2 separate regions of the Mus musculus genome follow, and region 2 is linked to region 1. Evidence: chromatin loops called from intact Hi-C (ENCODE). Cell type or tissue: heart. All regions are shown on one strand. Links, peaks and the distances in the headings refer to the core of each region. The heading gives the core; the rest is flanking DNA. Region 1 holds the start of Gm46967 (a long non-coding RNA gene). Region 2 holds the start of 4930590J08Rik (RIKEN cDNA 4930590J08 gene).

Region 1 (15,449 bases), core at 4,728-12,727:
CCAACAAGGCCACACCTCCTAATAGTGCCACTCCCACGGACCAAGCATATTCAAACCCACCACAGGCAAAGATCAAGGAGGAACACTCCTCACTGGCTTGCTTCCCATGACCTTGTTCAACCTGCTTTCCTGACAGCCAAGACCACCTACCCAGAGGTGGCTAGACCCTTTCACATCACTAATCAAGAAAAGATACCATAGGCTTGTCTACAAGCCAATCTTATAGAGACATTTTCTCAATTAAGATTTTCATCTTTGAGTCTTCCACTAGCAGCCTTTGGATGAAGACATAGAACTCTCAGCTCTGCCTGTGCCATGCCTGCCTTTTTACTGCCATGCTCCCACCTTGATGGTAATGGACTGAACCTCTGAACCTGTAAGCCAGCCCCAATTAAATGTTGTTTTTTATAAGACTTGCCTTGGTCATGGTGTCTGTTCACAGCAGTAAAACCCTAACTAAGACAGAAGTTGGTACCAGGGACTGGGGTATTGCTGATAGGCCTGGCCATGCTTTTATTTGAAAGAATGTGTATTTTTGAACTTTGGATTTGGAACTCAGTGGAATGCTTTAAATGGGGCTTAATGGGTCATCCTAGTAGGAATATGGAAGACTTTGTTGCTGGGAGTAATTTGAACTGTGTTGACCTGGCCCAAGAGATTTCAAAGGAGAAGAATTTCAGTATGTGGCATAAAGACTGTTTTGTGGTATTTTGGTGAAGAATGTGGCTACTTTTTGCCCTTGTCTGAAAAGTCTGTCTGAGGCTAAGGTGAGGAGACTTGGATTATATATGGTTTGAGTATTAAAGGCATACCAGGAAGTGAAATGGAGCAAAATCCTGTGTTCTAGGAAATAACAGATTAAGGGAGTGGGACCTTGGGGCAAGAGTCCTACCCAGCTGAATTTAGATCCAGGCATGGTGGCACACACCTTTAATCCCATGAGACAGGCATGCTGATCTCTGCATTCAAGGTCAATCTACTGAGCAAGAACCAGGATAGCCAAGCTTAGTCAGTGAAGGATTTAGAAAACATAAAGCCAGTGATAATGTAATAGGACAAGGGGATCATGTTCTAGATCCTGTAAGCAGCAGAACTCGACAGCTTCAGCCATGTGGCTCTGGCTCTAGAGTTAAGAATGGAAGGAACTACTGGGACAATTGATGCTGGTTAGCTGGAGCTAAGACATTAGCAATGATTAAGAAGAGAACAGCATCACTGAGTTGAAACTGGGGGTTGTTTTCTGGGAGCACAAAGAAGCTGTGTTCCAGAGATAGCCAAGGGTGTACCTCATGCTGCAGCTGGACTTGGTAATGTCTAAGAGTCACCTAGGTGGTACTGGTTTTGAAGGCATGAAGGTGTTATGAAGAACAGTTGAGGCTTTGCACTGTGAGAGGTCATGGAAGGCCATTGGTGAAGGTGTAGCCTCAGCTGTAGTTGATGGCCCTGGACTGAAGGGGTCAGGCAAAGGATTTGATGCTTGGCACCATGAAGAGAGCCTATGAGAGGCTATTGGTGAAGCCTAGTTGGAGTGGAACACCCCAGTGTATTAGAGATCAGTACCATGGGATGATCACCAAGATCAGCAGCCATAGTGGAGTGGATCAACCTGAGCTTAGAGTGCAACAGAGGGCAGAGCTGGAGAAGTGATGCCAGCCCTTAGGAAGAGTCCAAAATATCAAGTGGAATCTCAGACACTGAAACAAGAAGCTGTAACATTGAAATTACCTTGGAGACTCAAGGATGTTAAAGATGCCAGAGCCATGAGATACATGCTGAGGAAAGCTGCTAACAGGGAGTGGAACTAGCCCAGGAGAAAGCAGTTTGTTGCAGTCAATAAACATGAAAAAGGAGTGGAGATCTGAAGACTGCTTTGACATCAGCCATGGAGATGCAGAGTTTGGAGTTTGCCCAGCTGGTTTCCTGCCTTGCTTTGAAGATTACAGTTAATTGGTTGGATGAATCTCAGAAGAGCCCTTGAACTTTGGACTTTTAACAATGTTGAGACTGCTATAGACTATGAGGACTTTGAAAGTTGGAATGCATTTGCATTATGCTATGTTTAAGTATGGCCTCCATAGACTCATGTTTTTGAACAAGTCTATGAGGGCCAGTGAGTGGAATGTGATGGTTTGTATATTCTTGGACCAGGGAGTGGCATCATTTGAAGGTGTAGCCTTGTTGGAAAGGTGTGACCTGGTTGGAGTAGGTGTGTCACTGTGGGTGTGGACTTAAGACTCTCACCCCAGTTGCCTGGAAGTCAGTCTTCCACTGGCAGCCTTTGGATGAAGACAGAACTCTCAGCTCTGCCTGCGCGGTGACACTGATGATAATGGACTGAACCTCTGAACCTGTAAGCCAGCCCCAAGTAAATGTTGTTTTTTTATAAGACTTGCCTTGGTCATGGTGTCTGTTCACAGCAGGAAAACCCTAAGACAAATGAGCAAGCACAGATTTTCGAGGGCTTAATCAGATCTCATGAGTTTAATAAATGGAGTTGTGTAATTCAGGATACAAAATAATAAAGACACTGTGAACACAGGGAAAAAAAAGATTTTCATCTTCCTAGATAAGTCTAGGTTTGAGTTAAGTTGTTAGAAAGCCAACTGGCATACACAGTGCAAAATAGATGCCACTATTTCTATTGCGCAATTAGTTGATATTCCATTTTGTCACACTGTTCCTAAAGGAGGCTTACTGATTGATGTTTTCACCAATCTATCCTGGAAGCATCTGTTTCTCCATATTTAATATTATGTTGTACTTTTAACTGTCAGTTTGCTAAATGATACGTCGGTGCTGTGTAGCTTTTATATTTATGTAAATGTACATAATAAACTATTGTTTTTGTGTAATTTTCACATTTTATGAACAAAAAAGTAGTTTTCCTCATCCTTCCCTGTATTTACTCCCCTTAATTTTCAACCAACAGATCTTTTGAAAATGATACCTAATTTTGTTAAAATTATTTAAATTTGTTACAAAGTATTATATGGTAAGGAATAACTACTGAAGTATCCATGGTCCTTCAGCTGAGTATCTGCCTTATAGGAAAGATTACTATGTATTTAGGAAGAGGTATGGAAACCATCTGTAAAGTGGGGAATAATACTGGTTTAATCAAGGCTCTGGTGGTAGTTTCCTATGGTACTTCATTTCCCTAATGGAAAATGTTGGGATTCTGCAGAATTAGACCTTGGAGTGTTTACTCTAGCTTTTTGTATTAGCTCTAGCTGAGTAGATGGCTTTAGGTGCCAAATAACTAGCCAAGACTTCTGCTGTAAGCCCCACTTAGCCTAAGGTAAGATCGCTCTTATGACTTTGTCTTCAGCCTATGTTTTATTCAAAAGTATATTGTTAGGATTTCTGTTTCAGTCTCACTGAGTTTGAGAACATACTTCATATGCTTTCTACTCTGCAAACTTTTACAATGCATTATAAGAGCCAGAATGTAGTTTCTGTTAGTGACTATCCTGAGCAGTTTTGAGAATTGAGGTATTGTGGGTGGTAGAGGGAATATCATATAAATGCCGTTTATATCAAGCTGATCATACTACTTAGCCTGCTGTTCCTTACTAGCTTTGATGCCTGCTTGCTAGTGCTTACAGGAAGGCATTGACCTCTCCAACATAGCTATGGAGTTCTTTGTTCCTTCCTCTAGTTCTATCTGGTTTTGCCTTGTTTTATTTGCTTGACTGGTTTAGGGTTTTGATCCTAATGCTGTAACCTAGGGTTTTGCACATGCTAACCCCAGATTCCTTATATATTTTGCTTCTTGGTTTTGGGCACATGAATTTGGATTACTACACCTTTCTTTGAGAATCAATTCTCATTATGTAATACCTTTCTCGTAGGGCCCAATTGTTTCCTTGTTTTGAAGTTTATTTTGTTTGAAATTAATGTAGTTACTCCATCTTTTTGTTACTGTTTTTCTGTTTTGCTTTTTATTTTTATGTACAAGGTACATCTTTTGTCTTTTCATCTTAACATTGTTTCATATATATGAAATATGTTATAATAATTGCTGTATTTTTACTGGCGTATGAAAAAATTCACACTTATGTGATTATCAATAATTTAAGATTATTATCACCCTTTCATGTAATTTCTGTGTTAATTGCCTGAAGTTCCTCTTCTTGATTATGATAGATATTTATGTGCTTTCAGTTGTTGCTCTAGTGTTTGCATTTTACATTTCAATACTTTAAGACCACCTACAAATGATATATAATTGTTAGTGAAATATACATTACAAAAAAAGAAAAACATTTTAAGTGCACTTTAGTAACATTGTAGTCTGTGGTGTTGTATCACCTCACCTTATTAGTTTAGTTCCACTATACTGTATTTAAAATGGCAGTTTCTTTAATCCCAGCACTTGGGAGGCAGAGACAGGCGGATTTCTGAGTTCGAGGCCAGCCTGGTCTACAAAGTGAGTTCCAGGACAGCCAGGGCTACACAGAGAAACACCATCTCGAAAAACAAAACAAAACAACAACAAAAAAAGCAGTTTTCTACCCATTTTTCTTTCTTTCACCTTATTCCCTGGAATAAGTATGCAGAAAAACATATAATATGAGTTGTGCTCATCTCTTTTACTAATGTGTAATGTGTCCATCAGCTTTGAATGGGTAGAAAGTCACAGAGAACTGGATCTCTCCTCTGTCCTCCCCACTCGAGTTGTCTCTTACTGGTGAGCAGAGAGCATGGACATTTGTTCAGGTAGGGAAATCTGGGCTTGCCTCTTACTATAAGCTTCCTAAGACTGCAGGATAAGCTTCCTCAAGTGTTGCCACTTAATAGTTTCCGGCCAGACATATGAATAAAATTGAGGTGCTGCGGGGTCTAAGAAAACCTCTTCTTAGCCTCCCTGCGTGCTTGTACCTATTTCAAAGCTTGCTTCTGTTGTTTCATGGTCTTTTGTGGACGCTAGTCAAGGATAATGTGACTTGCGAACACACCAAGCTCAAGGTCATGCTCTGTGTTTTCTTAGTGTTCCTCATAGAATAAATGATATGCACATAAAAGCCCAATGTGGTGTTGCACACCTGTAGTCCCAGCCCTTCAGAGTCTGAGGGAAAAGAATTATGAGTTCAAGGAAGAAAAGACTTTCAGTTTTCAAGGAATTGGGGTCAGGCCTTCTGCTGTGTCACTACATTCCACAGTCTTAATATCTTCTCTCCAAGTGCTAGGCCTCTTTTGGCCTGACCACACAACAGTAAAGTTAGATGTAGCCTCAAAGAGATCTCAGACTCAGAAAATGGAGTGGGTTGGTGAAGAATCACAATGGAGAGCCAAGTGAATTCAGCCACCCAAGACAGACTCCTTACAGGACCTTCCCTAAAAAACTATCACTTCTTTAAAGCAACCATCTCCAGATTTTTGAAGAGTTAATGCTGTCTTTTTTGACTATTGAGAGGATGGGGTGCTTTTTATTGTTTTGTTTTGTTTTGTTTGAGACAGGGTTTCTGTATTTAGCCCTGGCTATTCTGGAACTAGCTTTATAGACCAGGCTGGCCTTGAACTCAGGATCGCCCAACTCCCCCTCCCAAGTGCTAGGATTAAAGGCATGTCCCACCAGTATCCACTCCACCCCCTCTTAAAAAATGTCTAAGCCTATCTATTTTTATGATTATCTTCAAAAAGGGCCTTTTAATTCTAAAAATACTAAAGAAAGGATCCTAGAATAAAAGTAATTTTTGAAAAAAATAATTTCTGAAAAGCTCACTATATATTTATCTTACTTATTGTTTTGATAAGATACCAGTCAAAGTAATTATGGCAGCAGAAACAGAAGGCCATATTGCATCCAGTCCAGAAGCAGAACAGATTGATTGCTGGTGCTTAGCTCATTTTCTCCCTTTTATTCTATTCAGTCCAGAGTTCCATTTCATGGAATGGCACCACTTGCATTCAGGGTGGGTCTTCCCTGCATTGTCCAATTTTTCTGGAAAGACTCACATAGGCAGCTAGATGTGTTTCCTTAGTGCTTCTAAATCCCGTCAAGTTGACAGTAGAGATTAGCCATCACAACTGGTGCAGTATATCTTAGACCAGCATCCATTCTAGTGATCACCTCCTAAGCACTGTCTGCAAGTGCAGACAGGTCTAAACAGGTCTAAAGACACACCAAGCAAAGGGGCTTCTATGTTATATCTTGTAGATTGTAACAGACCAGCAGACAGGACAAAAGATCCAGATAGTCACCGCAGTGGATGCCTCTGGATCCTCTAAACAGCAGTTCATCCTAACCAGCCCAGATGGAGCTGGAACTGGGAAGGTGATCCTGGCTTCTCCGGAAACATCCAGTGCCAAGCAGCTCATATTCACCACCTCGGACAACCTTGTCCCTGGCAGGATCCAGGTAAGGCCCATTGACAGGTGGTTGTTTCCAGACGAGGTACTGAACCACTTCTCAGCTCAGTTTTGCCTTGCCTTTGGGAATTTACAAGCATGGTGGGATTGCTGCCTTAGCTAAATTAAAAACCAGTAAATTGAACGGCCACACCCAGAAGACAAGCAGGAACAGTAAGAAGGGATAAAAGCTAATCCAAGGAAAAGACACTGGCATAGGCAAGGTTATGAGGCCACTGGAGAATTGTTCTTAAAGGGCCGCATGGTGGAAACCATTAGCCTCAGATATCTTTAAGGCACCCTCTGGAGCTGACCACTCTTACCTCAGTCTCATGTAGGTGGCCAACCTAGGTCCAGTTCTTCATTTTGATATGACATATTTTCCAGAAACTATTCTGTACTTCTGTCTCCTGCTCTGTCTTACCTATTTCTATTCTGAGAGGGAGGAGCAAGATGAGCAAGATGGGATTGGGAGCAGCCACATTCAATCAATAAGGGCAGCCACAATAAACAAATAAACAAACAAATAAATAAAGATGCTGAGGGGAAAGCAGGGCCAATTGTAAGGTTGGAGGCTCTATGCCAGCGCCTCAGAGTAGTCAGGAACAAGTATGTTTTGACATAGTCTATGTTAAATTTTTTTTGACTTATTTTTGAGACAGGGTCTTTATATAGCCCTGCCTGTCTTGGAACTCATTATGTAGACCATGTTGGCCTCGAAGTCACAGAGATCTGCCTGTTTCTGCCTCCCGAATGCTGGGATTAAAGGTATATGCCACCATATCTGGCTTGATTTTTGTTTTTTAATTTGTGAATTGTCCATAATGTAAAATTTACCATCTTAATCATTATTGTAGCCCCATCTGTAAATCTTTTCATCTTCCCAAACTGAAACACTGTACCTATTTGGGCTCTCACACATAAGCCACGGTGAAAAGATGGGAGAAGTCAGTGTTCTATTCCCTTTCCCTCAAGCCCTGCTCAATTTCCTGCTCGCACCTCACCCACTCCCAGCCCATGGGAGTGTTTGTGTGTTCAAGTGCATATTTTTAGTAAGTTTAGATGCTTGTAGAAACTTGAGAGGTGTTCAGTCACCTAGAGTTAGAGTTGTAAGCAGTTGTGAACTCCCCAAATTTGAGTGCTGAGAACTGAATTTGAGTCTTCCACAAGAACATTATGAACTCTTAACTTCAAAGACATCTCTTCAGACTCTATATCTGTTTAAAATATTTTTGATGCATTTATATATTTATGACATTTTATATTACATATATGGCAAATTTATATTTTGTATTTTACATATGAATGCATACATGGTACAGCATATGTGTGGAGGCCAGGGGGCATCTTACAAGAGTTGGCTCCTCGCATGTGGGTTCATGGGATTGAACTCAGATTGTCAGGGTTAGCAGCGGGTGCCTCTTCCCACTGAGACTTTTTGCTGGCTCTACATCTTATTTTTTGATATGTCTCTCAAAACTAATTTGGAGAGGCTGCCTGCCTGACCAGTAAGCCTGGTGATCCAAGGTCTTACTGGCCTTGTGCTTACACAGCAAGGTCTTTACTGACTGACCCATCCGCCAGCCCTTGTTTTTATCCTTTCATCTATTGGTTGATACCTGGTTAGTCCCACTGTTTGGCTATTACTGATGTGTGGAGCATTCTTTCTACTATAGAGAGAAACTTCAGAACCTCCTTTTTCCCTTGATGAGCTAGACTTAGACAGCCAGTGTGTTCTGCTTTCAGAAAGTTCTCTGAGAGAGCTAGCAGTACAGCTAACCAGCATTATCTATCTTATTCTCCTTCTCCTAAAGTGTGTTCTGATCTTTTGATGTTCAACTATCCATTTTGTTAAAAAGCACAGGTTTGTGAAAGACTGGCTTCTGATGTTGTCATTTCACAGGTGGTTTTTACCTGATTTCTGTATACGGCCCAATCGTGTGAGATTCGTTTGAAGGTCTATTGTGTGCTCAAATTAAGTACATTTTAAAAATAACCATTCTTTAAAATTTCTTAGCTTGATATCAGTTGTTTTCTCCTAGATGGATAGCACTGTTTGTAATCTAGAGAGTTACCTACAAGTGAGAGGAAATAGCAGGCTTCTGTTGTCAGCTGTACTAGTTCATCTCTCCATTACCAGGTGCTTCAACAAACAGTCCAATCAGGAAAGTCTGGGTGTGACAAACATGCCAGGTTGTATATTTCCATGTTGTTCGATGGGATGAGAAACATAGCTGAAGAACCTTACCTATTCTTTACCTTAGAGAATCTATATGTGATCCCTATGTGGCCTCCAGTTTTGGTGATAGTCACAGGATAGAGTAATCATTGACATGTGCAGGCCAGTGGGGAAGCAGAATTACCTGGCTGTTGAATGAAGAAGCTGTTGGTTAAAGTAATCCTAGTTCTACCTAGAGTTCTTTTAGTTTAGATGCCTAAGACAGGGGGATGCACAACTAGATGTTACTTTACTTAGTTATCTAGCTTTTAATTGGCACTGTTTGTTTGCCAACATCTTAGATCGTCACGGATTCTGCTTCTGTGGAGCGTTTGCTGGGGAAGGCAGACGTCCAGCGGCCCCAGGTGGTGGAGTACTGTGTGGTCTGTGGCGACAAAGCCTCTGGTATGTGACTCCGGCTTCTGGCACGTATCAAGGAGCAACATGACCTTTTATAGGGTAGGAAAGTGGTTAGTTGAGAAAGAACATTTTATGTAGGTTTCAAACATGAACCTCACATAATAAGCAAAGTAGTTGTCAGATTATTCAAATTGATAGGAAAAGTCAAGAAACTCTGAGATTTGTTTCCAATTGTTTATATGCTATTAAGTAAAAAAATTTTTCTCATCTTGTTTATATCACCCAAGGTGTGTTATGTATATAATTCCCCCGATCCAAATTGTCTCACTTTTCTTTTTATCCTTTTACTAAACCCTGTGTGATAAGCTTCTATGATGGAGTAGGAACCATGCTGTGCCCCTTGGAAAAGTGTACGCAGACGTGCATGCATGCCTCTCTCTCTCTCTCTCTCTCTGTGTGTGAGTGTGTGTGTGTGTGTGTGTGTGTGTGTGTACTCTTAGTGGAGACCCAAGGCCTCTGGTGAGTTATTTAAATCTGTGTTTCTGGTGTCCTTCAAGGAGAGCCCAAAGGCTTCCGCAGTTAGTGCTCTGATGGAGACAGGAGGCTTGCTAGCACTGGGGAGCCATAGAAGGTAAGCAAAGCAGTAAGGCAGGCAGTGGGAATGAAGAAGCTCAGCTCAGGGATCTGGGGCATAGACCTGAGTTCTGAAGCAGCTTTTTTCCACTCACAGGAAGTCTGGAGGGTTTGTTGTCCTGGATTTCATTTTGTCCTTTTGAAAAAGGGGTTTGACCAAATCTAGGAGGATGCTTCAGAAGGAAGCATCTTCAGAAGCTTTGTTTTTTTTTTTTTTTTTCCTTTAAGCTGGTTTTACCATTTCTCTGCCATTGGTACCTGCTTCTGATCCTACCTTGTCTTGGTAAAGCCAGTCCATCCTACCACTTAAAGGCCCATCTTCCCCTGGAAGCAGGTAGACAGCGCTGTCACTGGTTCTGATTGTGTTTCTCCAGGCTGTCCAGACATCTTGTACATTTTCCTATAATCGAAATGGACTTTCTCATTGGAGTGTTTGAGCAAAATCTATGTCTGCTAAACAAGGAGACACACTGCAGATGTTCGAATACATGAAGTAGGGACAGAAACAGCCAAAAACTGCCTGGTTTCCTTGTTGCTCAGGGTTCTTCTGAGCTTCAAGGAAAGGCCTCATCACATAGCCTTATAGTGCCACTGTTTCCAGCTCTTAGAAGTCACCCAGATAGCAAATTTAAGGAGACATTACAAAAAAAGGTCAAGGCAGTATTGACATGGGGTCAATTCAGTACCATAGTGCTTCAAAGGAAAATGAGATCCTCCAAATTAATCTCTAGTCAGTGTGAACAGTGATGCTGTGAAGTTTCCTAACAGTTGAGCTGTGTAGGCTTGGGTTCTGGAAGCAAGAGAAGTCCAGAAAGTATAAGGTTATGATATACAGTAGCACTTTATCAGCTAAGAAGGATGAGCTGAGGTCATTAGCTAAATAAAGACCGAGTAAGTGAGCAGAGAAATGAGCTGTGATTTGTAGCCATGTTCCTGGAAGGGCCTCAAGGGGGTGCTTAGAGACAAGGACTTTGACTCAGAAAGTAAGCAAGAATATAGGAATGATAGACTGTTTAGTCTGGCAGTAAGAGTAGACACCAAGCTGCTTCTATAGCCAAGTATGCAGACTGGAGGAGAGTTGCCTGAACTGCTCTGTGTGTTGGGATGGTTGTGTGCCAAGAGCAGTCACATCATATATGAGCTTTGGGTTTCCATCATGACCTTACAAGGTTTCTGTAGAGATATGGACATATGAGGTAGACATAGTGTTGGGCTGTCATTAACCCCTGTGGTGACAGCACCTGACAGTGCACCCAGTGAGAACAGGGCTGGGACAGTTCACCTCTGCTCATGAGGAGCCAAATCATGTGCTCATTCACTTCCCTTCAGGCCGGCACTATGGGGCTGTCAGTTGTGAAGGTTGCAAAGGTTTCTTCAAAAGGAGCGTGAGGAAGAATCTGACCTACAGCTGTCGGAGCAGCCAAGACTGCATCATCAACAAGCACCACCGTAACCGCTGCCAGTTCTGCCGGCTGAAGAAGTGCCTGGAGATGGGCATGAAAATGGAGTGTGAGTAGCAGGGCCCCATCAAGCTAGTAAATGCCTGCTAAATAGGTGTGGTTTACCTTTGACTTTAAAGGGGGTGGGAAGTAGGGGAGGGGGTGGTGGAAATACTCAGAAAAGCTTCATTGTGCTTTACCTAAATTCTGGGCAGCCAGGTAGTCCAGAGCTGACACTACTGGGTTTTGACAGTATACATGGTATATACGAAAGTCCCTTTCCCAATCAATCAGAAAACAGGACAGGAGGAATGGAGATTAGGTAACGACAGCTTCAGAGTAAAGCTGAGACCAAGGCTAAAGAGTTACCAGAAACAGTTCCTTTCTCAATCCCTGGGCCTCGTCTGTGACCCATCCAAGTGGAAGCAGCCACAAAAGGGTTGAAACCCTCCTCTCAGTAGTATTCTGAAACTAGTCTTTCATTCACAAGGACCATTCATTGAATCAGTTTCTAACGGTGAAATCTTAAGAACCAGGTCCCAAAATAGGCAACACAGAAAAGTCACTGTGAGCAAGCTGTGCTTAAGTGTACAGTAAGGATGGAAAGGAACAGAGTCAGGCCTACAACAGGCTAATAGTGCCTCATGGCTCCTAGGAAGACTAGAGCCAGTGGATTTCATTATTGTTTCCTATTCTAGGACTAGGACAATACAAAATTCACTGGGGAACAAGAAGTATGCTTGCAACCTGTACAACCACAGTCAGTATAATATATACATGTCTAGCTTAGGGTAGGTCTGCACTGTCATACTTACAGGTTGTCCTTAGTTGTAAGCAGTGATGGGACTAAACTTGGTCAATCACAAGCATAGTTGCAAACTCACAGTCCAACTGCATTTCAACTTAGTAGTAAGGCATCTGGACCCAAGGCTTGGTCTCTTGCTTTTAAGAACAGTTTGTGCAGAACTCGGGAGGCAGAGGCAGGCGGATTTCTGAGCTCGAGAACAGCCTGGTCTACAGAGTGAGTTCCAGGACAGCCAGGGATACACAGAGAAACCCTGTCTCGAAAAACAAAACAAAACAAGAACAGTTTGTGGGCTGGGGAGATGGCTCGATGTGTAAAGTGTCTACTGTATTAGCATGAAGATGTGAATTCAGATTTCAGGCACCTGTGTAAGAGCTGGGTGGTGTTACTAATGTGTGTAGTTGTAGCACTAGGGGTGAAGACAGGTAGATCAGCAGAGCTTGCTGGCCATGCCAACCTAGCCAATCAGTGATCTCCATGATCACTGAAAGACCCTAAATCAAAACAAAGGAGAAAAACAGTAATAGAAAATCCTCAATGTTGATCTCTGGCCTCTGTATATACATAAACTGTACACCCCACCCCCCCAAGATCTAGATTTTCTTCAGTTGCTTGTGACAAACATATATCATTTAAAATTTTATTTTAGTTTTAATTATGTATGTGTATGTGTCTATGTATACTGTGTACATATGAATGTATGCACCTATCAAGGGCCTTAGATCTCCCTAGTGCTGTAGTTGCAGGCAGTTGTAAGCTGTCTAAAGTGAGTGCTGGGAACTGAACTCTGGTCCCCTTTAAGAGTAATATATTCTTAACTTCTGAGCTTTCTCCAGCCCCTATATGCCCATGCTTAAGCTTGGTTGCTGGGAAAGAAATTGCTGTATGTAGCTAACAGCCTCCAGTTTGCTGAAGCTCTTCAGACTGAATGAAGTTGGACTCTAGCAATTTGTGGCATGGTATAATCTATATGAAGGATCCACTTGAAGATTGACATTTCTTATCCTGGGCTGAGCCCAGCTGGTTAGTGACAGAAGTTTAAAAACAAAACAAAACAAAACAAAAAAAAAACCCAAACAGTAGAATATATTGGCCTCCTTAGGTCACATCAGAGTGGCAGTTTCTGAGCAAGCATCACCTGCCATCTTGAGCCTTTGTATGCCTTTGCTTTGGGGTTGTTGATTTTGACTCTTTGCATTGATTGGAAAGCCCATGGTGACCAAATGCCAGAGTTACAGATTTGCTAAGAAACAACTTCAGCATGTTACAGTGTTTATTCATTTGATTCTTTTTCTCTAAATGTGAATATGTTGTCATTTAAGCTGTACAGAGTGAACGGAAGCCCTTTGATGTGCAACGGGAGAAACCAAGCAATTGTGCTGCTTCCACTGAGAAGATCTATATCCGGAAAGACCTGAGAAGTCCTCTGATAGCCACTCCCACATTTGTGGCAGACAAAGATGGAGCAAGGTCAGTCTCCTGTTCCCACAAAGTAGTACTGTGTTCAGCCTCCACACTGGCCTGAAGAAGCACAGATATTCCTGGAAAGGGCACACACGTGGCTCTCACCTGCTTCCCATAGCTCTGGCATGTCTCATTCTGTCTTTTGATCCACTTAAGGTTGCTGAGAGTCACTTCAGGACACAACTGATCCTAAGGGTTAGACTTTATTCATTAGCTGTCTATAGCTCAAAATAAAGGCCTTTTTTTTTTTTTTTTTTTTTTTTTTTACAATATAGAAGAAAATACCAGATGCCACAAACTAACTTGTTCATTCTTTTTAACACACTGTGTTGAACTGGTTTTAAAGAGAACTGAAATAAGGAGCCAGAAATCCAAAATGTATTACACAAAAGCTGGAGTTGAGGGTCTCTGGACAATTCTTTGAGTATCAGTTAAACTTTGGGAAGAATGGCCACAGTTAGTATAGAAGGCCTAGGGTTAGGCATCTGTGTTCTGTGCTCCCTCAGCCTGATGCCTAGCTTTGTAACGAGCTCATGAGCGAGAGCAGACAAGTGGCCACTCACCCTGGGCTGAATGTTACAGCTTTTCTCTTGTAGACTGCCTGGCATATATGGAAGCCAACTGAATGTAGCATGAACATAATGTGCAGAAAATGTTAGATACTACTCTGGGTTTCTTTGTGTCTTAAATAGACAAACAGGTCTTCTTGATCCAGGGATGCTTGTGAACATCCAACAGCCTTTGATACGTGAGGATGGTACAGTTCTCCTGGCCGCGGATTCCAAGGTAACACTCTCTCCTGTGTTGCAGTGCAGGCTGCTTTTCCAACTATACCTGCTCTCTTGGCCATCAGACATGATGCTGAAAGCATAGCCTCCTGTAGCTACATTAATTTCTCATGATAATAGTCATCCTAGGACTTGTTCTAAAGATGCTTGTGGTTTTCAGATACTCCACTCAGGGCTGAATGGCAATAGTCACTATCACATGGCAGCTTTGTGGACATTCAATGGTTCTTCACATGGCATCTTTGTAGACATTCTATGGTTCTGTTCCCTATTAATGTAATCCCCTTATTCTACATATTGGCAGGCTCCCATTATGCTGGGAAGGTAGCTATTTTTTCTAAAGCAGCCTTTTGTAAAAGCTCCAGTTCTTTCCCATTAGATAATTTGTAATAGGCTAACAAATGAGCCATAAATAACGAACTTATAGACTGAGATGTCTGTTGGTCCAAGAGGTCATCTCCCATTGTGCCATCTGCACAGTATGTTGTGGTTCTACCGTAATTTATTAATCAGTTCTGTGCTTAAACTTTGCTACTGGGGCTGGGTGGAGTGGTGTGCTACTTTATCTGTTCTGTCATTTTATCACAATGTTATTGCATCACATATGTGGATCTGTGTATGTGGCTGTAACCAAAATACAAAAACACAAAAGCCTGATCCATTCTGATCCAGTTGATATACAAAAAGATCTTCCTAGCATGACTCCATTCACACCTAGAAGCTGGCCTTAGATAAACATGATACCTTCTTCATTTCATTGCCCTTAAGTCATTCTCCTGTGTATGCTCATTTTTTAGTGTTACTATATTACTATTATTTTTTTAATAGGCTGAAACAAGCCAAGGAGCTCTAGGTACACTGGCAAATGTAGTGACCTCTTTGGCCAACCTGAGTGAATCTTTGAACAACGGTGATGCTTCAGAAATGCAGCCAGAGGACCAGTCTGCAAGTGAGATTACTCGGTATGAGCCCCTCTGATACTCTACATTCCTGGCACTGTGTTGTAAGGATAGATGCCAACATTTGGCACTTATGCTATAAATGAGTTTTATATTTTTATTTTTGGTCCTGGAAATTGACCTCTGCCTCTGCTTGTGTATAAGACAAGCGCTGTGCCAGTGAACTACATACTTCAAAAATACTCCAACTTGTGTCTAATTAAAGAACTATAAAGTTGTCAAAACAACCCCACATATCTGTTGTCTTCCACATTTAACTATGGGAATTTACAATGAAGGAGAACCCACTTATATCATGTGACAATAAGGCAGTCAGAGCTGCAGTTGGCTCCTTAAACCGGGGTCTTCATCAAACAAATGTTCTTTGACTCGAGCACTGTGTAATGAACCTGCACAAAACAGCATACCTCTTTCTGTTTCTGTTTCTCTTTG
Region 2 (15,449 bases), core at 3,794-11,793, 250 kb before region 1:
CAGGCTGAGGAGCCTGTGTGTGTCTGTCACTTAGTAAATAGTAAAGCAGTTTAACTTTTGTGGTTTTAATGTATATTTGTGCAAATATCAATGCGTGTCTTTTTTGGTTTGTCTGGGAACTTGTTGTACATGTGATTTGCTAATTATAGAAATCTAATCTTTTAATACTTTCGGTTGTTTCAGAGGCCCGACAACTTGGTGTTGGGTATTTTGCCTTTGCCCGAGACAAAGAGTTAAGAAACAAGCAAATGAAAACTTTAGAGATGCTTCGTGAACAGGTACAAGTTAAAGTTTAAGTTATTGTTATGGGTTTGAATAATTTTTTTAATTGATAGGCCATGCTTTTAAAAATGTAGTAAATCCAGAGACACATAGCTAAGCCTTGGGTGGAGAGAGAGTCCAAATTGGAGCTTGGGGACCCCCCCACAGAAAAGGGATCAAGGACACCAGAAGAACACAGCCCTCAGAATCAGCCTAAGCAGGGCTCATTGAGGCTCACAGAGACTGAAGTGGCAATTACTGAGCCTTCTTGGGGCTGTGCTTTGTCCTCTGCTTACATGTATACATACATACATACATACATACATACATACACACACACACACACACACATACATACATACATACATACATACATACATACATACATACATACAATGGTTGTTAGCTTGGTGGGATTGGTGTATTACTCATTCTTTAGCCTGCTTTTGGGACCCTATTCCTCTCCCTGGGTTGCCTTCATCCAGCCCTAAGGATTTGTGCCTAGTCTTACTATAACTTATTATGCCATGTTTGGTTCATATCCCTGGGAGGCCTGTCCTTTTCTGAAGGGGAATGGAGGAGGAGTGAATCTATAGGAGAGGGGAGGTGGGGGACAGGGCTGGAAGGAGCAGAAGGAGGGGACATTGCAGTTGGGATGTATTGTCTGAGAGAAGAATAAAACATGTAGTAAATAAAATGAAAATTGATATTCAGAATGTCATTATTGGTCTTAAAGGTAGTTACCAAATTATTGTGGATTTCCAAACTCTAAAATTATAAATGTTTTGGAAGTAGTCTGTGCTTTGCTACATTTTGTTTTTATTAGTAGTATATGTGTGTATATTGTGTATGTGTGGGCATGTGTGTCATGGCATGTGTAGTGGTCAGAGGACAACTTTATGGAGTTGATCTCTCCTTCCATCTCTGTATTGATGCCAGGCTTACATCACTGCCGCAAGCATCTTTACCCACTGAACCACTACTAGACCTGCAGTTTTATTATTACCATTAGTACTAGGTTTGTGCAAGTTCTGCCTTCATCTCTGTATGTGTACCATATGCATGTGTAGTTCCTGCAGAGACCAGAGAGGACACGGGATTCCTTGGAACTGGAATTATGAATGGTTTTAAGCCACTATGTGGATGCTAGCAAACTGAATCTGGGTCCTCAGCAAGAGCAGCAAGTGTTCTTAATCTTTCCAGCCTCCAGCCTTGCTGTTTTAAATCTAGTTTCAAACATGGTAATTTTGATGACCTAGGTTAGGAACTGGGAGGTTGTTCTAAGGGACCTAGGAGTAAAAGAGAACTGAACAGCTTGCTTCTATGTGGAGGCTTCTACTGTGCTCTGTGAGTTCTCTTTTAGCTTCCTAAGCATCAGAGGCTGTGACGGTCTGCTTTATAGGGCACCATTTTCAGAGTCTTTGGGAGAGCTGCTTAGAGGTGATATGAAAATGAATTAGCACTTTTTTCTCCCTGTTTTTGGTTTTTCAAGACAGGATTTCTTTGTATTTCCCTGGCTGTCCTGAAACTCGCTCTGTAGACCAGGCTGACCCCAAACTCACAGAGATCCACCTGACTCAGCCTCCCCAGTGCTGGGATTAAAGGCGTGCGCCACCATTGCCTGTCTTAATTAGCACTTTTTTTAAAAAAGTGAATTATTTCATCTTTTTAAACAAATGTTATGCATTTGATTTCAGGTGAATAATTTTCTAACTTTTTGTTCTATCCAGACAACAGATCAGAGAATAAAACGAGAAAACATAAAGGAAAAGAGAAAAGCTATGTTAGAAGCAAGACTGGCAAAGCTTCGACAAAAGAAGATGAAAAAATCAAAAGAGGATGGAACTGAAGAAGAAGGCAGAGGTACAGCACGGCTCAGATTTCTGACTTCAAAGGGAGGGTTATGTCTACAGTGTCTCACTCATAGGGCTGCAATCAGCGACTTAGCTTTACTCTTAGATATTTCTGTCTGTTTATTATTGTATGTGATGTGTGAGTGAGTGTAGGTGTGCATGTGCCATAGCACAGGTGTGGAAGTTAGAGGACAGTTTTCAGTAGTGTGCTTTTTGCTTTCTCTGTGATCTCCCTGGTTCAGATTCAGGCCATCAGGTTTGCTCAGCAGGCACTCTTACCCACTGAGCCATCTCATGGTCCAGGAGCAATTTTTATAGCTGGAATGTTTCAGAATGACACTCTCATGTTTTTAGACAATAGACAAGGATATTAACAAATAATACATTGAGTTGCCTTTTATAAGGACAGTTGAGTAAACTATTTAAAAGAAAAGTTTAGCTCTGTATAGATATGACATAAATTTTTAATTTTTTTAAAGATTTATTTATTTATAATATGTAAGTACACTGTAGCTGTCTTCAGACACCCCAGAAGAGGGAGTCAGATCTCATTACAGATGGTTGTGAGCCACCATGTGGTTGCTGGTATTTGAACTCAAGACCTCTGGAAGAGCAGTCAGCGCTCTTAACTGCTGAGCCGTCTCTCCAGCCCAAATTTTAAAATTTAACAATATATACATAAAAACATAGAAACTACATATTTGGGGGAGTGCCATGTGATGTTTTGGTAACTGTGTGTATTAGGTGATCTAAATCAAGGTGGATGTCTGCCTCACGCATTTATCATTTCTATGGTAAAAAACATTTAAAATCATTTTTTTCTAGTCTTTTCAACTTCAGCTTTTTGTTGTTGTTGTTGTTGGGTTTGTTTTTTTGTTTTGGTTTTTGGGTTTTGTTTTTTTTTGTTTTTGTTTTTGTTTTGTTTTGTTTTGTTTTGTTTTTTTTTCAAGACAGGGTTTCTCTGTGTAGCCCTGGATGTCCTGGAACTCACTCTGTAGACCAGGCTGGCCTCAAACTCAGAAATCTGCCTGCCTCTGCCTCCCGAGTGCTGGGATTAATGGCATGCGCCACCACCGCCCAGCAGCTTCAGCTTTTTTAATGTTTAAAATTCTATCTAAGTGTGTGTGTGTGTGTGTGTGTGTGTGTGTGTGTGTTTTGCCTGTGTGCATGTCTTTGTTCTATGTTGGTGTCCCATGCCTGCAGTGCATGTCTTTGTTCTGTGTTGGTGCCCCATGCCTGCAGAGGCTAGAAGAAGACATCAGATCCCTAGGAACTCAAGTCACAGAACGTTGCTAACCACTATGAGGGTGCTGGAAATCAATCCTTGGGTCCTCTGGAAGTGCAACCAATGCTCTTAATTGCTGAGACATCTCTCTAGGTCTGACTTCAGTTTTTTTGCTTATAGTTATTTTTTTGTTGTAATGTACTTTTCTTTGTAAAATGTTCTTACCAACTTGGATATTAAGGTAAAGCAGCTGGAGACAGAAATTCAAACTGAAGAACTGAGCTCTAGAAACAAGATGGAACACACTTTCCCTGGGAGACAGCTGTGAGATGCTGTGATCAGACAGGCTTAGTCTGCGTTATGGAGTAGAAGCCAAATTGCTAACTTTAGCCCTTCCCTAAGTGGCTCCAGTATACTAGCCTGCCTGTCTGTTTTAACATTGAAAAGTGCAAGAGTATCTAGGTCATCCGGTCCCAGGTTTCCTCTCATCTTGCTGTTTCTGCTGCTCTCTAGTGTCGCTTTCCTCTATGTTGCTCCAAGTTTGCTCTCTGGCACCTGTTCCTGATCCAGCCCAGGACCAGGTCAGGGAAGCAGGGAGAGAGGAAGAGGATCCAGCTTTCCTTTTCAGGATGTGAGTGGGAAGTTGTGGCCCAGTGTTTGCATCGCACTGGCCAGAGCTCAGGCCCACAGGCTGTATTAGCAGTAGAGGAAGCTGAAAAGTGGCTTCTCCTGGGAGATGAGATTGAAACTTGGGGACATTCTAACAATAAGAGCTCCAGTTTAGGACTGGCTAGAATCTTCTCGTCCTTTTCTAGCCTCTGAGCAAGGCCTCATGTAACACTGACAAGACACCAGAAAAGCTTAGGAATTGAAAATTCCGTGTTTAGTTTCAGATAAAGGCTGTTTCTTGTTGAGTTCTGCATGGTGTCTGGTTTTGTTCTGCCTCTTGAACATTTGTCCTAGAAGATGTGAAGTGAAATTTTCCCACATTTCTTGAAAATCAATTTTCATTAAGATTTTAAAACTAGGGCCAAAATGAAACAGGTGATTTCACTTCTCCAGCATGCTGCTTGCTTGTTACTCTTGCTATTTTAGTTGGATAATTTGAGGATTTAGGGTTTTTCAGTTGCTCCTTGGGAACACAGAGATTGACATCTGTTCAACTTCAACTTGAGTGTTGAGTTTTCTTGATACTTTATACATGTTTACCATTGATCAGCTAAATTTTTTCTTGTTGATAAAATAACAATAAAATTGTTAGAATTGTTTAGGGACTTAGGCGATCTGTTGTATAGAAATTGCTGAAGCATTGTCAAGATAGCTCAAGAGTACAAACCTGGCTTTCTGAATCTGACCCTAGAAACCCACATATAGGGTAATCAACTGCACTGCGCTGTTCTCTGAGCTCTACGTGTGCTCTGGCATTCACACCCACTCACTGACATAGAGAAAGAACTGTTACCAAACTGCTTCTCTGCTGTCTGAGGCTCGCTTGCTGTTCCCGTTAGCACTAGTGATTAGTTTTACTTCAAAATTAGGATGTTATGTTTTTAAACCATGGTGACAAGGTCTTGTTTCCTTACAGAAGCAGATGGAGTTGTTCCTGAGCCCTCAGAGCCAAAGCCTGTACCTGCCCCAGCTCCTGTGGCCCAGAACAGCAAGGTGGAGGTCATCATTCAGGAGAGGAGGGACACCAAGCCTGGGGTGCCACACATCCGAGAGTGGGACCGAGGGAAAGGTAGGTGGGCTTTTAGCTGTCAGCTTCTTGAGGGGCCCTTGTGAAGGGGGTTTTGGTTTTAAGTAAAAGTGTGATTCTGGTGAGATTTCATTTTTATTTTTTTATGGTGCAGAGATGGACTCTAGGGCCTTATACACACTAGGCAAGAGCTCTACTGCTGGGCTCCACCTTCAGCCCCACAGTCACTCTCAGTGCTCCTGAGGCTTAAGTCTCCAGGTCTCTGAACCTGTTTCTTCTCCATATTGAACAGTAGTTATTTATAAACAGGAGAATGGCAAAATGTGATCAAAAGACCAGCATCTACAAAGGTATTTTGTCCACAGAATAATTTTCTAAAAAGTGCATGGGAAGTTTAGATCCATACTTTTAGGTGTGGTTTTTCAGCTTAGAATGTTACTCTCCAGGAACTGCTTTTAAGGTATGAGAGAGGCCGGTGTCTGAGGAATTCTGTCTTTAGCAATCCTCTATATTCGGTTGAAAGTTTACCTGAGCTTCCATTGTACATGCACATTTCTAAGTTTTCACCAAAGTGCCCACCACAGTCTTTGCGGCAGCAGACTGTGTTATGCCTCGTTCAAAACTACTTCAGTGGAATGTTAGCTCCTGCTGTTGGAGTTGATGAGAAATGTATAGAGCCTCTGCTCATATTGGATGAGCCCCTTCTGTGTCTTCCAGAACACAACAAATGAGAGACTGCTTTGATGTGAAACACCTAATCATGCCAACGTCAGCATATACTTGACTGTTTCATTTCTCTGTAGTTGTAGTGCCCTTTTGGCAGTGTGGTCCAGAGCCTGTCAGCCTCTCCGTAGAGCCATTATCTAATCTTTCCTTGTCGTAGGCTACTCCATTTCTTAGCTGGGTTTTGTGTTGCTATCCTTGTTCTTAGATAATCTGTCGTGGCTTTTAAAATGCATATAAGAACTGAAAAGTATTCAATAAATTTGACTGATTCATAATTGTTTTTAATAATACCCTTTCTATTTTCATAGACTTTTCCTTTGGATTCTGGTCGAAGAAGCAGTCAGAACTCCGAGCTGAGCGAGATCCTGAGTTTGCCCCACCTTCAAATTACTTTGTGGGTCAAAAGAGAACTGCTCCTATGAGTAGCCAGCCACAGAGCAGACCAGGATCAGCACCAAGTGACTTGGGACATTCCTCTGGCCAGAGCCAGGAACCCAGCTCTTCACACACATCCACTCCTGCCTCTGAAAGCTCACCACAAGCGCCCACAGTCACTTTCCAAACACTAGATGATATGATATCTTATTATAAACAAGTCACATGACCTGTAAAGCATGCTGGTTGTATTTGTCTCATAGAAGTCAGTCAGGACTGAGTTTTACTTCTTTCTTCCTGTACTTTCCCAGGGAGCACAGGCTTGAGGCCACATTAGTTGACAGGGAGGAGTGAGAGCTCATTGACTCTTAGGTTGTTCATTTTCTTACCGCTTGGTATAGGGGGACTATCTTCTCTCCATGCTGACCCAGCTGTGACTCATTTGGGGTTCCAGGTGTGTAAATTATAAATGCTAATCTGAGAAATACTGAGGAACTTGTTTCTTTTTTAGATTATTTTATGTATGTGAACATCTTACCTTCTTGTATATATGTGTACCACGTGTGCCTGGTGCCAAGGAGGTCAGAAGGTGGTGTAGGATACCCTGGGCCTGGAGTTATGTATAATTGTAAGCTACTATGTGGGTGCTGGGAACGGAACTTTGGTCCTCCACAAGAAGAGTAGCCAGTGCTCTTAACTATGGATTCATCTCTCCATACCCCTCTGAGGGGCTTTTAACCCTTCTTTACAAACACACCCTCTCATGACTTCGCTTTTAGGGCTCCATTCTTTTCTTTTCAGAAGTGTGTTAGCATGCAGGTGTCTACTCCACAGGTTCAGCTTCCCTGACAGGTGATGGAGCAACATGAGGAGGATTTGTCCAACAGGCAAATGAGGGCCTATTATAGAGGGCTGCGTGGGAAAAGGAAGCTGCTGGGACACTAGGTAGTCACATCTGAAGCTCTAAGGTTGGGGAAGAGCACCTACAGTTCAGAGGTAGAAGTTGGTAGTTGATCTGTTCCCTGTTACTCAGTTGCCTATGTCTGTCCTCTGCAGATATCTGGAGTTGGGCTGAACTATTTGGGCATTTGCAAAGGCTGCTGAGCTGTTTAGAAACCAGTGTTCCTTAGTTTTGCCAGTTAGAGCTTTGACTTGTCCTCCTGCCTCTGTGCCTTCTGATGCTCTCCATTACTTTAGTCTTCTTGACTCTCTGAGTAGGTCAGACTTGGACCCCATGGTGCTGAGCAGGTAGGTCCCTGCCTATATTCTTATTTAGCAGGGACGTTTGGTGCACAGGAATCTAAAGGACGTCACTCAGTAGGGGTGTTCGGAGCATTCACCTATGCAGCTGCAGACAGGCAGTCAGGAGTTGACCACCAACCCTCTGAGAACAGTGTAGCAAAGGAAGACCCACCTCTTTGGGGTTTCCTTGATGCTTTGTCTCTGCTCACATGAGTGGAAATGCCCTGTTCTTCCTCGAAGTCATGTGGCATTGTATTGGAACAAGACTTATGTCTAATTTCCAGGCTTAAGCTTTTCCTAGTATCTTCTGCTGCCAGTCTTTTGCCCCAGTATTAACAAAGTTTGGACAAATCCCAAAATTACCTCTGAACTCCACAACAAAAGCAGAAGCTAGACATAATGCAGTCCTGTTAGTCTCATCAGGCAAATACCTCCTTTAAATACATCAAAACTCAGCTACCCTTAATTTTTTTTCCAGAAATGACACATGTATCCTAAAATTCATATGGAAATGCTAGGGACCCAGAATAGCCAGAAAAAAGTTGGAGGACTAAAGATAAGGGCCAAAACTATAAATTCAGCTAAAATAAGGAAATAGTTTAGAGGAGAAAGAAGGAAATAGAATTATTAGACATGTCACAACTGTAAGCAAAAGCAGAAAAGAGACAGACATGGGAGCAGAGGTGGGTTCAAGGCCAGCCTGGACTACATAGCAAGCTGCAGGCAGAATAAAAGGAAAATAGTTTGATCGCTGGAGATAAAGTGCTTTTATGAGGCAGAGTATCAAGAAGAGAATGTGGTGGGATGAGAGAAGGCAGGAGTGACAGCCAGGCAGCAATGGGCCTTGAATGGAGCCAGCAGGCATGGGAGGACCTGGCCACCACAGCCCTTTGGGAGCAGCAGCAGTCAAGCGCAGTTACTCTTCACCTCAACTAGTACCTGTAGGTCATTTTCCTCTGGGGTTTTGAAGACTAAGTTTCTTTCTAGTCTCCTCTTTATGACACCAGTTAAAAGGTCTATATACAGTCCCTCAGATTTATCTTGAAGTCAGCTTCAGAAACTTACTTTTCATGGACCAGCTTTGTGCCAGGATGTCCAGCAGATGGCAGCAGAGTCCTCAGAGTTCAGAGCCATGCACCAAGACTATTGGCTTCCTAGGGATGCAATCAATGTGTCGCTTTCATTTTGTTTTTTTCCTTTTTGGGGGAAGACAGTTTCGTGTAGCTCAAACTTCGTATGTAGCAGAGATTGAACATTTTTTAGTTTATTCTTTGACAATTTTCGTACATGTATGTGCACAGTGTATTGTTTCCCCTCACTTTCTGCCCTCCTCAGATCTCCTTCCACCCTGTCAACTTCCTCTCTTCCACACAAGTCCTTTTTTTCCATCTTTTCATTTTGTTGTGTTGTGATCCACTGATTTTATCTGAGACTATCTGTGATCTGTCTATTGGGACCTAGACAATGACTGCCTTACCATCAGAATCCATCCCAACCAATTGTTCAGCAAGGAGAGATAGGGCCCCTTGATCCCCTTCCCATTCAGTGATTGCTCCGTGATAGTCACTTTTGTAGGCCCTGTGCAGGCAGTTGTAGCTACTGTCAAGACTGGGTGTGCTGTGTCTGTGCAATGGCTATGCTCTGCCCTGAAGATTGCATTTCTCAGTCCTCTGCCTTCCAGCTTGGCACTCTGTTCCCTTTTCTGGTGTTCCTAATTGTTGAGGGATATGCACTCAGCAGTCACTTGTTCTCAGCACCTGAGCACAATGTGGATGGATGGAGAGCCACAGGAGGCTGAGTGTCAGTATTGAATTTCTGATCCTCTTGTGTGTACCTCTGTCCCTAGAGTGTTAGGATTACAGGTGTGGGCCACCTCACCTGGTTTATGTCTTGCTGGGTATTTAACCCAGGGCTATATTTGCATATTAGGTAAGCATTCTACCAACTGAACTACATTTCCAGGCCATTTTTAACTTTGTTAGAACCATATCTTAAAAATGAAATTATGGTGGCACATGCCTTTAATCCCAGCACTTGGGAAGCAGAGGCAGACAAATTTATGAGTTCAAGGCCAGCCTGGTCTACAGAGTGAGTTCCAGGACAGCCAGGGCTACACACAGAAATCCTGTCTTGAAAAAAAAAAAAGAAATTAATTTTTTTATTGAACTTAATATATTCAGAACATCTTAGTATACATTCAGGATACAGAAAACATCAAGAGGTACTTTGTTTCTTTTTTAAAAAGCTTAGATAGATAGATAGATAGATACATACATACATACATACGTACATACGTACATACATACATACATAGATAGTCAGGGGTTCTGTATATGTATAATCCCTGGCTGTATTGAAACTTGCTATGTAAACCAGGCTGGCAACAAACTCAGAGATCAGACTGCTTTGCCTCCCAAATGCTGGGAATAATGGTGTGTACCATCACACCTGCTTTTGGTTTTGTATTATGTGTGAAAGCCTGCATGTATATGTGTACCACGTGTGTATTTGATGCCCTCAGAGGGCAGAAGAGGGTGCCATCTCCTGGAGCTGGAGTTACAAGTAGAGCTGCTCTGTGGGTGTTACGGACAGAGTCCTCTGCAAGAGGACCAAACACTAACAACTGCTAAGCCACACTTCCCTATTGTTTTCATACTAAATTCCAGAGTGCACTGTAGCCCGCAGTGTAGCCGAGCTTGCATACTCATTTTCCACCAGATACACTTTTATCTGTATTTAGGTGTCATAAAGCAGTTGAAAAGTACTAAACTCATATCCAGGTTGTCCCAAACATATAAATTTTCTGATAGTTGAATTGAGTGAAGTTTTAAATTTAAGAATTTTTGGTGGTGTGTGTTTTGAGGTGTCAGGTTTGCCTTGCACATGTTTGTCATGTGCTGTCATTGAGCTACAGCTCCAGTTTCAGCTTTTAAGCTCAAAATTTTGTTACTGTGTGTATCTCTGTATGGGGTCAGAGGACAACTTGGTAGGGTTGGTTTTCCTGTTCCACCTTTACATGGGTTAGCTCCAGGTTCAAGTTTAGGTTGCTAGGTCTCTCAAGCACTTTGCTCAGCTGCCTGCCCCCTTTCCCACCAAGTGTTAAATTTACATCAGGGAAATTGAAGTTGAATCCTTTTGTTGTGCTAACTTGTGTGCAGGACTGCTCCAAATAACCATTTGCTGGCTTTGCGGTCCCTGTACTTTGTCTTCCCATTAATGACCAAAGACTGGCAAGCCAGTTTCTCCCAGGTGCACATCCAAGACTTATGACCGTGTCTGAATTGGAAGTGGTTAAGCCTACAGGAGAATGTTCTCATGTCTTCTCTGCATGTCTGGAGAGCAGAGCAAACCATTGAGAAGACTGCTCTGAGTTCCTTGTTTTCACTGTAACCTCTCCTCTGGGCCTTGTGTGTTTTGGCGCAGTTCCTTTGAATTGGTGTACTGAATCATTCTGCTGGCCTGTAGAATGCCCAAAGGAGAGCATTTGAATCCATATACATGAGGTGCCTGCTGCACTTAGCTATACATTTGCCAGAGGCGTGGCTAATTCCCCTGGGTTGCTCTTCAGCTGGTCTGGTTGTGACATACAGATGAGGCAGTGGAATTTAGAATCCGGAACAGGGGTGGGTACTGGTCTTTACAGTTAACACAACAGGATAGCCACACCATATGTGGCTCAAGTTTCCTTTTGAACCAGTAAGGCAAGCTGAGTCAGTTATATGCCAGACTGTTCACATAAAATGCTACATAGCCAAGGTGAGTGATAATAACTGAAAATGATTTGTTGGCTTGAAAATGGTGAGAAGAGACTCATGTGGCTGTGAGGACTCGTGTGACTTATGGAGGATATTGGTATGTGATTTTGTGTTTGAAGAGTGAGTCATTCACGTGTACTGGCGAGGGCTCAGTGTGGCCCTGGGGTTGATAGTAATGTTTAGGAAACTGGAAAGTCAGCTGTTCAGGTGAAGCCATGTTTTCATCCGAACCCATGCCCATTGCTCAGGTTGACAGTGCATGCCTTTAATCTCAGCAGATCTCTGAGGTCTACAGAGTGAGTTCCAGTTCAGCCAGGGCTACACGGTGATATGTGCTCTCAAAAATAAAATAAAAAATAAAATAAACCCTAACCTCTAGCAGAGCCTTGGTGCTCTGCAGTGGTTCCTGATATCCAGGTAGCACACGTGTATACAAAAAATGGGTGTCCACACATAACAGTCAGAGGCTCATTTCCTTTCCACTCTCAGTTTAAACACTCCCTCTTTTTTACCCTCCCCTTCTTTCCTTTTCTTCCTCCTTCCATCCCCCTTTCTTTCTTCTTTCCTTATTTTCTCCCTCCCTCCCTCCCTCCTTCCTTCCTTCTTTTTCATTTAAATCCATTTCTAACTGCCATGTTTCCCCAGCTCCCAAAGCCCACCTTCTGTTGTCGTGACTGGTTTCAAGCATTTTCCCAGGCCATGCTTTGTCCTCTTCTGTGTCTTGTACACACACTATCAGCATTAAGTTTCTTTGAGCTGGAACATGCTGTCCACCCTTTCCTTCCCTGCTTGCTTCACTCTGTCCACCCTTCAACAGTCACTGTGGCTTGAGGCTTTGTGTCTCGTGTGAGGCTATGCCAGTGCCTGGCAAATACAGAAGTGGATGCTCACAGTCAGCTATTGGATGGAGCACAGGGCCCCCAATGGAGGAGCTAGAGAAATTACCCAAGGAGCTGAAGGGATCTGCAACCCTATGGGTGGAACAACAATATGAACTAACCAGTACCCCGGAGCTTGTGTCTCTAGCTGCATATGTAGCAGAAGATGGCCTAGTTGGCCATCAATGGGAAGAGAGGCCCCTAGGTCTTGCAAACTTTATATGCCCCAGTACAGGGGAACGCCAGGGCCAAGAAGTGGGAGTGGGTGGGTAGGGCAGCAGGGCGGGGGAGAGTATAGGGAACTTTCAGGATAGCATTTGAAATGTAAATGAAGAAAATATCTAATAAAAAATTGAAAAAAAAAAAAAAGAGAGAAAAGACCTGGCCCTGCTCCCCACCTGGTCTCCTAGGTTACAGGTATTCTGAGAGTTGTGCAGGACATTTGGCTTCTTGGATGCTAGTTTAAATTTCCAGGGAGTGCTGGTCAGTGCAGTGTGTAATGTACCATTTACACTACATTACATGTAGCTGGTTTGCTTTCATTTAAAGTTTCTAAAACTGAGCTGCTCAGTTATTTTTAGTTGCTGCCTAGTAGTTCATCAAAATAACAAAATAACAGAAACAGAAGCACTGGTCAGCATTCAGACATGGTAGGAAAGGATCAGCCAGGGCACCTTTTAGATCAATTTAGATTGTTTTCTCACACTGCCACCTTCCCCCTGCCTTTGAAATGTCCCCTTGAGTATCACTTTGAGAAGTAGCATCACTCGCTGACATGGAAAGACATTCATTCTTAATTGATCCTTTCAGGAAATTCATCTCCGTGGGGCCTGTTAACACTGCAATGCATGTCCCTGTAGAGGGGCCAGGTATTTAGAAGGGTTGTTACCCCAAGCTTGCATTGCCAGGGTTTCCTGTTGAGCCTTGGCATGACAGGGTGGAGCAGGATGCCTACTGGCCCTCATCATGTGTGCTAAGATGCACTTCTCTGTGTGGCCTGTTTTCCTGCCTGCTGGAGAACTCTCTAGCATCTCTTTAGATAATACTACCTTATATGCCAAGCAGCTCAGGGACAGCAGGGATGAGGCCATCTGTTCCATTATCAGAAGCCATGCTTACACACAGGGCAGTTACACAAACTACCTTCTACATATTAAATCCTTATAGGAGTGTTTCTGACCCAAGCCAGAGAGAACCAGAAACTAGGGAAGCATGGCCAGATGACCTGGGAAGCCTGCTTTCCTTTTGGTTTTGAGTACTCGGCACTTTTACCCAACTTTGTTCGTGGCTCAGTACCACTACAGGCAAGTATATATGTCCTTTTAAATCTCAGCCAAAATTTACCTCTTCTCATACGTGTTTTCTAGTGGGTGTGTTCGTACCAGAATCACAAAAATAGGAGCAATATGCTGCACTATGCTGCCATGGCTGTGACAACTGTGATGTCACCAAATGATGGTACATTTCCACTTATGACCCGAAGGGTCCAGTGCTGAGGACGCTATCTGTCATCATGTGTCCACGTCAGTGCTGCATGAAATGTTTGCATATATAGCAGCTACAAGCATTGGTTAAGCAGGCATGGTCCTGTTTCATCTGTGGCTTCCCCAGGCTCTCTGTGCCCACCGTGCCACACTATTCCTAGAGGGCTTTGTTATTCCATCATCTGTTTATTTCCCCTCCTATCTGCTTGGTAACTTCTTAGCTTCAGGAACACCCTCCTGTCTGCCTCCTGTTGATGTTTTTCTTTGGTGTTATTGGTGGTTTGAATGATAGATGTCCCTTTGTATTCTCTGGAATTGAAATACTTGGCCCCCAGTTTGTACACTGTGTGTATCTGTGTGCTTTTGTATGTTTGTACACATGCACATGCATGCTTACGTATACCCTTGCTAGAGAGGTATGTCACTGAGGCAGGTTTTGAGAGCTTAAAGACTTGCACCATTTTGAATTTTCTCTTTGCTTGCAGCTTGAAAACTGAAATTCAGGCCGGAAGCCACTCCTGTTGCCATGCCTGTCTGCTGGCATGCTTCCCTACTGAGATGATCATGCATCTCTCTCTCTCTCTCTCTCTCTCTCTCTCTCTCTCTCTCTCTCTTTCTCCTTACACCCAAATAAATTCTTTCCTCCATACATTACCTTGGTCATGGAATTTTATCACAGCAATAGAAAAGTAACAAATACCAGGAGTTGGTTATTGCAGTGACAGACCTGACCATGCTGGTTTGTTTGTTTTGAGGAATGTGGAAAATTGTAAAGTTTTAGACTAGAAAAGCAGTTGAACACTTTAAGCAGAGTTTAACTGGCCATCCTAGTTGGAACTTGGAAGACAGTAGTGCTGAGAGCTGCATGGATCGTGGAGGCCCAACATACGAGGTTTCAGAGGGGAGCCATATTAGCAAGTGTACTGGAGAGCATTAGTGTGATATTTGGGCAAAAAATGTGGCTGCCTTTCTAAGAGCCTTCGTGAGACTGAGTTTGCAGGCAATGGACTAATTTCTTCAGGGGCAGAGTAGATTTTAAGACAGACTCTGTTGCATAGTTGATAGTAATCATAGGCAGTGAAGAAGAGCAAGGGAGGCAGAAAGAAATATAAAATAAGGGTTGAGAAGAAAAAGAATCCCAGGAAGCTTAATGTTGCAGACAAGTCTTGTGCTGAAAGAGGTAGGGAGATTAAAGAGAGGTCTGATCAGTAGCAGCAGTAGTAGGGAGAGAACTCATCTAGCTAAACTTCCAACTTGTGAAAAGAAAAGGCATGGAGAATTTTCTGCTTCTAGAAAGTAACAATAAACAAAAAGTATAGCAAGTGTGATTCAGTGAGGGCCAGGGTTCATCCAAAGCTGGGAATGGGACTGGGTAACCATCTAAACTCTGATCAAACATTGGAGCCACAGGATTTGGAGTTTGCCCTGCTGAGTTTTGGACTTGCTTTGATCCAGTATTTTTTTCACTATGTCCCCAGTCATCCTATTTGGAACAGTAATGAACGTCTGTGCCATTGTATTTTGGACATATATAATTTTTTTTTAATTTCATAGGAGGTTACAGAAAAGATTGCCCTGCGTCTCAGTAAAACTTTGGACTTTTACAAAGTGATGGGACTGAGAGACTACAGGGACGTTAGAAGTTGGGCTGATTGTTTTGCATTATGTAAAGGCCATTAGACTAGGGGCTAGGGAGTAGGATGTGGTAGCTTTGAACAATAGATGTCCCTCTGTATTCTCAGGCATTTGAGTACTTGGCCCCTAGTTTATGGCACAGTTGTGGGGAGGCTTCAGGAATGCCATTGAGACAGGATTGGGGAGCTTAAAGACTTGTCCCCTTTTCAGTTTGCTCTCTGCATGCTGCCTGAAGTTTGGAAGGTGAACTCTCAGCGTTCCTGCCGTCATCTTTTCCTGCTGCCCATGTCTCACTGTGACAGTGATGCTTATCTTCCTG

The links. A loop is a pair of places that touch in the nucleus more often than their neighbours do. Peaks named below come from ENCODE experiments on the same cell type or tissue, not always from the same donor. Only the 100,000 strongest peaks of a DNase experiment are listed, where the experiment ranks them.
Region 2: it touches region 1 in a loop (2.1-fold over the local background); 6 of 42 quality-filtered maps call a loop at or near these places.

The regions. Positions count from the first base shown.
Region 1 is chr6:92,143,444-92,158,892 of GRCm38, forward strand. It overlaps Nr2c2 (nuclear receptor subfamily 2, group C, member 2), which reads left to right. Exons shown (of 15, transcript NM_001347342.1): 4 at 6,161-6,361; 5 at 8,872-8,974; 6 at 10,892-11,071; 7 at 13,129-13,276; 8 at 13,963-14,056; 9 at 14,887-15,020. Gm46967 (a long non-coding RNA gene) reads right to left here and starts at 13,967. Exons shown (of 3, transcript XR_001785326.1): 1 at 10,845-13,967; 2 at 9,837-9,962; 3 at 7,568-9,018. In heart, for the core only: CTCF peaks have their summits at 8,939 and 10,509 (motif pointing right); no DNase peak of the experiment used is centred there.
Region 2 is chr6:91,893,223-91,908,671 of GRCm38, forward strand. Ccdc174 (coiled-coil domain containing 174) reads left to right here. Exons shown (of 11, transcript NM_172730.2): 8 at 184-278; 9 at 1,992-2,124; 10 at 4,925-5,077; 11 at 6,070-6,626. The coding sequence ends at 6,365. It overlaps 4930590J08Rik (RIKEN cDNA 4930590J08 gene), which reads left to right and starts at 11,011. Exons shown (of 20, transcript NM_198668.2): 1 at 11,011-11,134; 2 at 13,179-13,315. In heart, for the core only: a CTCF peak has its summit at 8,472 (motif pointing right); a DNase peak (open chromatin) is centred at 8,469.